Linked DNA regions of Homo sapiens: region 1 is linked to region 2. The links are chromatin contacts, found by Hi-C or POLR2A ChIA-PET in ENCODE. All regions are on one chromosome and are shown on one strand. Each heading gives the region's core, a stretch centred on a gene start or an enhancer-like site at or near the end of the contact. The rest is flanking DNA. Distances are from core to core; before and after follow the strand shown.

What was found. Hi-C counts contacts between places; a loop is a spot of excess contacts on that map. ChIA-PET counts read pairs that join two places held with the same protein, here RNA polymerase II (POLR2A). Pooled maps may share reads with other maps.
Region 1: a map of B cell shows a loop between it and region 2 (19-fold over the local background). The contact joins the promoter of PRDM1 here to the promoter of PDSS2 in region 2. A Hi-C loop is called at or near these places in 1 of 168 maps with a recorded cell type or tissue (B cell) and 5 of 50 pooled maps. POLR2A ChIA-PET finds 5 or more read pairs at or near these places in 1 of 52 experiments (GM10248).

Annotation. Positions count from the first base shown.
Region 1 is chr6:106,084,181-106,088,666 of GRCh38, forward strand. It overlaps PRDM1 (PR/SET domain 1), which reads left to right and starts at 2,156. Exons shown (of 7, transcript NM_001198.4): 1 at 2,156-2,415; 2 at 4,021-4,269. The coding sequence starts at 2,374. RefSeq lists enhancers at 537-606, 1,784-2,503.
Region 2 is chr6:107,456,837-107,461,409 of GRCh38, forward strand. It overlaps PDSS2 (decaprenyl diphosphate synthase subunit 2), which reads right to left and starts at 2,728. Exons shown (of 8, transcript NM_020381.4): 1 at 2,154-2,728. The coding sequence starts at 2,449. RefSeq lists enhancers at 2,599-3,048, 2,769-3,690.

The DNA of each region.
Region 1 (4,486 bases), core at 906-3,405, 1.4 Mb before region 2:
GAAGCAAACATGTGAAGGACTTTACATTCCAACACTCTGTGTCTGAAAATTTACTTTCCTTAAAGTTCTACCCGTGGCCTTGTCCAGCTCAGCTGGGACACCTGGAACTAATTTTAGGGTTGCCTGGCTAAGCCCCACACTGGTATTTGAAGTTTGCGTCCTCCCTAGACTCAAGCCCATTTCACCACCTCTGAAGGTGAGTGCAGGCTGATATTAATTAACAGTGAGTTGATTCACTGGCATCTTCCAGTCATTAAAGCAAATATTTGGCTTAAAATAGCCTTCTTCCCACCTCAAATATCAAACTTTTTGCCTATTCCCTTACTCTATCATGGTTGACTCACCAGCAGTTGCATGATGGTGTATGTGGCCTAAGAACAGAGTTTGATTCTAAAAGGGAAGTGAAATACTCTTTAACATCTGCAAGTGAGACTGTTTGAACAGCAGGCCAGCCTTCAGTATGACTACATTGTTTTTCTGTCCATTGTGGTGCTGACTCAGCATCAGTTAATAAACCCTCTTGAGCAGGCTGGATTTCTCTTGTTTAATTATCAGCTTGGAGCTTTCTGAGGACTCTTAGGAATTGTTCATTCAGTTTTCCACCCCCAGCAGATCTGCCTTCTAAAAGTCCTGCTTCCTCTTGGTGCTAGCGTCCCCTCTGGCATAACATGCAATCACAGGTGGGCCACGCAGCAAGCAGCGAGTGTGTGCTAATCATGTCCCCTAGTGGGAATTTAATTGTTCTGTACTGAGAGAGAGATTGCAGCAAGACTTTAGACACCATTTCCTGGCAAATAATCTTTTGCCTCTCCCCCTCTCCCCTAAAAAAAATTCTAGAAAAGTTTTCTAAAAGTGAGAAAAGAAATTTTAAAGATAAACAGACATATTTTTTAGGATTGAGTTGGGCTTTTGTTTTGCTTTGTTTCATTTCTTCCTGTAAACAAATACTCAGATGTCCATTTCATTGTATGACTAAGTTGGTATCATTAGGTTGGAACTGGGTGTGTGTATGTGGGTGTGTGTGTGGGTGGATGTGTGTGCACACGTGTATTTAAAATGTTAGAAAAGACATTGCAGGTCGAAGGAGAAATGATTTTAAAAAAACCTACCTATGGTAAGGCAAGCAGGAAAAATGGAAGACCTGGATTTCAATGATCTAAATAATAATTGAAATGGGGTGTTTGCTATAAACATTGTTTCTCTGAATTAAAGGATTCCTTGCTGAAGGCACAAGACCATTGAAGGAAGTAAAGCATCTGGTTTGTTTTGTAATGAGAAGCAGGAATGCAAGGTCCACGCTCTTAATAATAAACAAACAGGACATTGTATGCCATCATCACAGGATGTCCTTCCTTCAACAGAGGACTGACTGGGCTGGAGGAAAAGCTGGCCGGGGCTCAGAATAAGCCCCACTAATTACTGCCTCCGACCGCTTTCCACTTGCAGTGATCAGTTCAATATTCCTCTGAACTGTGAAACGACTAATGCTCTACATTTTACTTACACTCCTGGGAAGTCAGCCTGTGGGTTCTGGGAGGAGAGGAAAGGAAAACAAACAATCTGTAGAATTATAACTTTTGCCTATTTCCCTATTTACTAAATAGTTAAAAGAGGAAAGTTAGTTCTGCCAAGTTTGAACGTTAGCAGGAGAAACGGAATGTTACAACTTTTGGGGCGGGGGGCGGGGAAACGTGCGTTACATACACAACAGCTTGAGGACCAGACAGCTCCACTGTATTACACTAGCTGCAAAAACAATTTAACTTGCTCTTTTGAAGTAAGATTTGTGTCTTTTGTACCTGGGGATTTGAGCTGAGAAATCAGAAACTGTGTAGGTAAATTTTAAGTTTCCTTAATTTAAGGAACGTGCGCCCCCTAATTCTGCCGCGCCAGGAAGGAGGGCGATCTGGAGTGTTTAGAATACAATAGAGCCCAAGTAAGCGTTGAGGTTAAGTGCCTTCAAAGGGAAGTAAGAAGATTCCAAGTCAATGTTGAAATACACATGCGAAGAGAGGAAGCTCTCGGCGGCTGTGCTAGCAATCTGGGGGAAAGCCCTGGGCTCGGCCAGGTGGTGTTGGCCACGTTGGCCACGCCCCCACTTCGCGCAGCCGAGTGGCTAAGGAAATCTTAAGCAGGGAGGGGAAGCCAGACGGTTAACACAGACAAAGTGCTGCCGTGACACTCGGCCCTCCAGTGTTGCGGAGAGGCAAGAGCAGCGACCGCGGCACCTGTCCGCCCGGAGCTGGGACGCGGGCGCCCGGGCGGCCGGACGAAGCGAGGAGGGACCGCCGAGGTGCGCGTCTGTGCGGCTCAGCCTGGCGGGGGACGCGGGGAGAATGTGGACTGGGTAGAGATGAACGAGACTTTTCTCAGATGTTGGATATTTGCTTGGAAAAACGTGTGGGTACGACCTTGGTAAGGAACTTGAATTTTTTTTTTTTAATTCTGAAATTGATCTGAAAACTTTATTTTCTTTTCCTTTATTGTTATTATTATTAATTTTTTTTGGCTAATGTCGCAGTAGAAACATGCTTCTGCTTTAGTGCACTTAGTGCTGTCAAACATTTGTGAGACTTTCCTTATGAATCATTAACCCTTTCAGTTCTAGACATAATTGCCAATTCATTGAAATTTCAGTAGTGGTTCCAGCTCACACTCGTCAAACTATTCCGGGTTGGCTGAAGTTTTCTATTTTATTTTATTTTTAACATGTGTTTGGCGTCATGACTCTACATGTTGGAACTAAATAAAAATAAGCAGGTTTGCTTAAATCATAACTGAGGGAAAAACAACTTTGCATCCAACTTTTTTTTTTTTAAGAGCATCCTATTTAGAGAAGTGGAAGAATGTAAAAACCTCCTTGAAGGACTTCCACAGAATGTTATGTTTACATTTGAACAAACACACATTCTTACATGGAAATGATACCCATATTCCTCATTTTTATCAAACATGTCTATATGAGAAAACCCTTACAGAAGTTGTTTACCTTTTTTTGCCTTTGGAAAACAGTTTTTTTCTGAGTGTGAGGGAGGATTTTGGGGGAATATCCTCATCAATGTACAAGTGGAAGCAGAGCTTGTCCTCCAAGTCTTCTAAATTTGTTATAACTTTAGTTACAGTAAACTGTAGTACATCAGTGACTTCTGGGAATTCATACACTTTCAGATTTAAATGGAAAGTGCTATTTGTAGCTGAGGACTCCTAAAGGAATTCTCTCCAGGGAATTTTATTAAACGGTTTTATGTTTTGTTTTTGCCTTTTCAATTTGGTATGAGATGCTTGCAAGTCAGAAGACACTGCAGGCTGTTTTCCCCTTCACCCATTTTTCCTCCTCTTTTCCTGTGGTCCAAGTGATTTCTAAGAGGCCGTAGCTCAGTGATGCTGGCAGGATGCAACCCTTTTCAGTCTTCCATGTGAGAGGATGAAAGAGAGCTCGCAGCAGAGGGAGGAGGCAGTTGTTTTGAAAGTTGTTTTGCGTTGGGAGCTGGTGGGAAAGTTCGGTCTTCCCCATTTGGAAAAGGCAGGCTGGGTTCCGCTCCTGCACCACACGCGCTTTCCATTTTTAGCTTCATTCAGAGGCAGACAGAGCTCCTTCCTCTTCCTCTCCTTGTTTGTGACACTTTTCTGAGGCAGCTTTTCCACAGTGCCGAGGGTCTGGCGGCCATGACCCCAGGCATTCTGGGACACTGGACTGTGTGCCCAGAACATTTTTCTGCCATGAGAGGTAAAGCCAGGGATTGTTCAGAGGTGATTCTTTTTTTTTTTTTCCTTTTCCCCACAGTGAGGTTGCCACATTCTTTTTTTTTTTTTTTTTTTTAACTAAGAGTAGCATTTAAAAACCTTGCTTCTTTTCAAGGCAGTTTACTTTATACGGCTTCTTGGCTCTTTCTCAACTGTACCAAGCACTCTGCATCTGCTTTTAAAGTCTTCAGACTACTGTATTAGTCATAGCCTCTCAGAAGGAGCCACAGGAACGGCGGGACAATGGGGATTAAAGGCCTTTCCTTTCTCTTCCAGGCTGCCCCCAAGTGTAACTCCAGCACTGTGAGGTTTCAGGGATTGGCAGAGGGGACCAAGGGGACCATGAAAATGGACATGGAGGATGCGGATATGACTCTGTGGACAGAGGCTGAGTTTGAAGAGAAGTGTACATACATTGTGAACGACCACCCCTGGGATTCTGGTGCTGATGGCGGTACTTCGGTTCAGGCGGAGGCATCCTTACCAAGGAATCTGCTTTTCAAGTATGCCACCAACAGTGAAGAGGTAAGCCTCTGGTTTATTGACAAGAAGATTGGGGACCTGGTGCCAAATCTCCCTACTTGCCCTTGAGGCCTTGTATATCTCTGAAAACCTCTGAGAATCTGTAAGTATCAGTAAATAATTGATTGCTCTATTCAATTCTTGCATTGCTTTCTCTTTCCCTAAACCATTTCCTTCTCATTTCTTCCAGCCTTCAACTGTTCCTCACTAATTAGTAAAC
Region 2 (4,573 bases), core at 1,478-3,977:
AGGACCCCTGGTAATTTTGAAAAGGAAAAGTGTTTAAAAACAGTTTAGTGGGAGTCAGGGAGATGGACTGAGGAGTACACATTTAGCTTCAACAGGACTGGTAAAGTTACAATTCTTAAGTTGGGTAATAGTAGGCTTATTCGTTTCATTAAGCTTTAAACATATGTGTATGTGTTTTGAGTGTGTATCATCTAGAATCTCTGGAAAACTAACATTCCAGCTAATCATAAGGTGACATTCCTGATAACTGGGAACGATGCCAAGGAATAAAATCACTTTATTATTACTATTTGATAACTTTTGTAGTAAGAAAATGACAGGTGCCTCGAAAAATTAAAGCAAGGGGTGGGTAAGGGAAGTGAGTGTGGCTAAAAAAGCAACATGAGGAATCCTTATAGTGCTGAATATGTTCTTTATCTTAACTGTATCAACATAAATACCCTGCTTATGATATTACACCATCGTTTCAAAAGATGTTACCATTGGGAGAAACAGGGTTAGGTGTATATTAGATTTGTGTTATTTCTTCCAACTGCATGTAAATCTAAAACTACTTCAAAATAGAAGTTTACTTTTAAAAACAACAATAGAAAAAGGTCCTTTTAGTCCTGGATTTCTCCACCTTGGCACTACTGACATTTTGCAGCACCTAATTATTTCTTGTGGGTCTGTCCTGGGAATTGAAGGGTAGCATCCCTGGCCTCTATCCACTAAATGCCAGTAATGTGCCTCCATTCGTGACAACCAAAAATGTCTCCATACATGCCAAATGTCCTCAGGGGGGGAAAATTGCCCCAGTTGAGAACCAGTGCTCTAGTCATAAAAGCCAAGAAGAGATATGAAAATGTTCCTAATTGAAGAAGATGAAAGAGATATAACAACTAAACGCAATACTTGATCCTGGACTGAATCCTGTCCTGGAGGGTAAAGAATGCTATAAAGAACATTATTAGGCCAATTAACAAAATTGAAATTAAATGGTAGATTAAATAAAAGTATTGTATCAATATTAAATATACCTAAGTTGGTAACTGTAGCGTACTTACGTAGGAGATTACTGCTATGCTTAGGAAATACATACTGAAGTATTTAGGGGAAAAGGATCGTGATGTATGCAATCTACCATCAAATGATTCAGAAAAAAATATATAGAAAGATATATACACGTGAATAGTATATATATCTGTGTGTATATGTATTTAATGTATATATTGACATATATAGACATATCTACGTAGCAGGTGGATCTGATTAAAGAGTATGCAAGTGTGTTCTTTGAACTATATTATTTTTGTAACTTCGCTGTATGTTTAAACTAATTACAATTCAGGTGTGGGGTTTAAGTGGAAGAAAAAAAAAAAACTTTTGGCCGGGCACGGTGGCTCACGCCTGTAATCCCAGCACTTTGGGAGGCCGAGGCGGGTGGATCACGAGGTCAGGAGATTGAGACGATCCTGGCTAACACGGTGAAACCCCGTATCTACTAAAAATACAAAAACAAAATTAGCCGGACGTGGTGGCGGGCACCTGTAGTCCCAGCTACTCCCGCCTGGGCGACAAAGCGAGACTCCGTCTCAAAAAAAAAAAAAAAAAAAACTTTTATAAATCCTAAAGGCAGGTTTCACAGCAGTAGTACAGCATAAGTGATAAACATCCCAAGAAGATAATGACTACTAACGGGATAAATTCCTACTTCAACCCCAAGACATTCGTTGGAAAGAATTATCTACCTTCAGCCTCTCTCTCTCTCCTTGCCTACTTTCTGGAGGTGACCCCCTGAACAGTGCGGGACAGAAAATTAATCTATCCCATTAAAAAAAAAAAAAATTTCTAGGAAGTGACTCAATAAACCTACATCTCCGCTCGATTTCTCCACAAATCACTGAGGCATCTTCATCCTCAACAATTAAGAAGCAAAATCGAGGAAAGCATACAAGTGTTTCAAAGAAAACCACTTATGCACTCAGCTGAGCAAGAACGTTAAGTGGACTAGAGAAGAGACAACACGGAATGTCTAGGAGGAGTGAGTAAAAAGGAAGGACTAAAAAGAGATAAATCAGGAGCCAGTCTGAGAGAGCTAGAATGCGTATGCCCGCCAGAAAAAAAAGTATTCCAATGAGTGCGAGTGTGTCAGCGGGAGAGGGGTAGCTCACCTGGCTGTGGTAAGCAGAGGGTGCTGAGTGCCCACCAGCTTCCGCACCTGCATAGCGATGTTGCTGAGCTCGTCGCTCAGCAGGCAGCGAAGGCTCATGAAGGACGTGGGGTACCCCACGATCTTCTCCGCCTCTGACACTACCTGATTCCAGTGGGCCGGGGACTTGGAGGACCGACCACGCCAAGAGCCCACCGAGGAGATGGTGTCGAGGGACGGGGACCACCACAGGCGACGCGGGGAACCCGAGGCTCCAAGATAACGTGGCAAGTGCAACAGCAGCTGCCGAAAGTTCATGGTTTGAGTCTGGAAGGGTCTGGGACCTGGGGGTATCCAGAAGTGCCGCGGGAAACAAACCAGGGGCAGAGGAGGAACTTACAGTAACTAAAAGGAAGCGGCAATTCTTGACCCTCAGAGTAAGGTGGCTTCCTGGAGCAGTGACCAGAAACGAACTTTAACTGCTGCTTTCTGCAGCCCAGGCTGGGCAAACAACAGTCCCAGCTCAGCACTGCCCCCGGCCACCCGGGGTAGAAACCACAGCCACTGCCTATGTGGAGGACGCCATATTGGAGGCATGGAATGCGGCCTGCCGTAAAGACAGAGGCGGGTTGTTAAGTATACTCTCTACTTTACGGCGTACCCGAGAACGCCCCCGCAGGGGCGGTGCTTTGGAGGTGAACCCGGGTTGGGAGGTTCAGCTCCTCCCACCCCGCCGCTCTGGGCCAGCAAAGGTCGTCAGTGACAGGGATCAGTTGTGGGCGGCGAGTGGTCCCTCTGCACACGGTATCTGGGCCGAGTCTGGATTCATTAGAGTCCCCGGCGCCCAGCACTGAGTGGCATGCATAAGTATTGGTGTCACGAACAACGGTCAGCCCCCGGCTTGCCCGCAAGGAAGGGCGTCGGGCGGAGGCACCAGTTCCTCCCGGAAGCTTTTTGTCGCTATCGCCACCAGCCCCTGGCAGTGGCAGTGGCCGTGGCCGGGCGTGAAGGCGGCCTCTCGGGCTGCATGCCTCCTGGAGCTGGGGCCACGTCTCAGTGGTGGAACGCCTAGTCGGGGCGTGGGGCTGAGCCCTCGTGTCCTCAGGGCCCAACCAGACATAAGGCAGCGTGGTGCGGCGGAAAGGGGTCCCAAGGAAAGTCCTCGGATCCAACTTCGAATTACCGGCCTCCTCGCTGAGCCTTGGGAGAAACAGCGGTGCCTCCTTCCCGCGGGTGCGGAGAGGAAGAATGAAACGTTGCCTACTCCCTGCCTCTTATCTTCCTCTTTATGCCTAGCCTGGAGCTCAACTCCAGGATTGAAGACTATCGCTGACCGGAGTGCTTTTCACGTACTAGTTCATGTATTACTTTATTTAATCCTCAGAACAACCTCATTAAGTAGATAATATTAGTATTCTCCGTGTTTTGTATGAGGAAACTAAGGTGCAGTCGAGTCGCGTAAGTTCCCTAAGACCACACTAGACAGGGATGTGAGCCCAGACAATCTGGTTTCAGAATCCGTATTCTAACCGAAAGATTACACCGTCTAAATAATAGGCTCCCATCCACTCTTTTCTCCTTATTGCTGAGAGGAAACAGTCAATATGATTATCTTTTAAGTAATGCTACCTATTTTTTTTTCAAATGTGCCTAAGATCTTACCTCCTTTCTTATCACCTAAAACAGGTGTTAACCGTTCTTAATAAAGGATATATTATCCATTTTTTACACTCTTAAAAATAGCTTATAAAACTCTCTAAAACTTTCAAAATCCTTCCAAATTCATGGTATTTTATTTTTATTTTTTATTTATTTTTTGAGATGGGTCTTGCTCTGTCACCCAAGCTGGAGTACAGCGGCGCGATTTCAGCTCACTGCAACCTCCGCCTCCCAGTTTCAAGCAATTCTTGTGCCTCAGCCTCCCAAGTGGCTGGGACTACAGGCGCCTGCCACCACGCCCGGCTAACTTTTGTATTTTTAGTAGAGACTGGGTTTCACCATGTTGACCAGGCTGGTCTCAAACTCCTGACCTCGAGTGATCCGCCCACTTCGGCTTCCCAAAGTGCTGGGATTACAGGTGTGAGCTACCAGCTACCATGCCCAGCCTGTCAGTATTTTTTAAATGAGCATCATGCATAATACTGTACCAGCCTCTTGAGCTACAAATAAAGATTGGGACTTAAAGAGTAGTTGTTCACTTTGCAAAACAAGATGATTTTCTCTACAAAAGATTTAGCTTCATACTCTCCCTTTGGCAAGTTTTCCTTGTGATTTAAATTTTTTATTTACAAAAATTCAGTTTAGGTGTAACTTTTCAGGGGCACATTTTATTTAACATGAATTGTGATTATAAGTATCAAACACAGTCTATGCCCTTAAAGTAAGTAAGCTGAAGTTTGAAAATAATTCCTGTGAAAGAGATAAACTCTTGGCAACAAAATT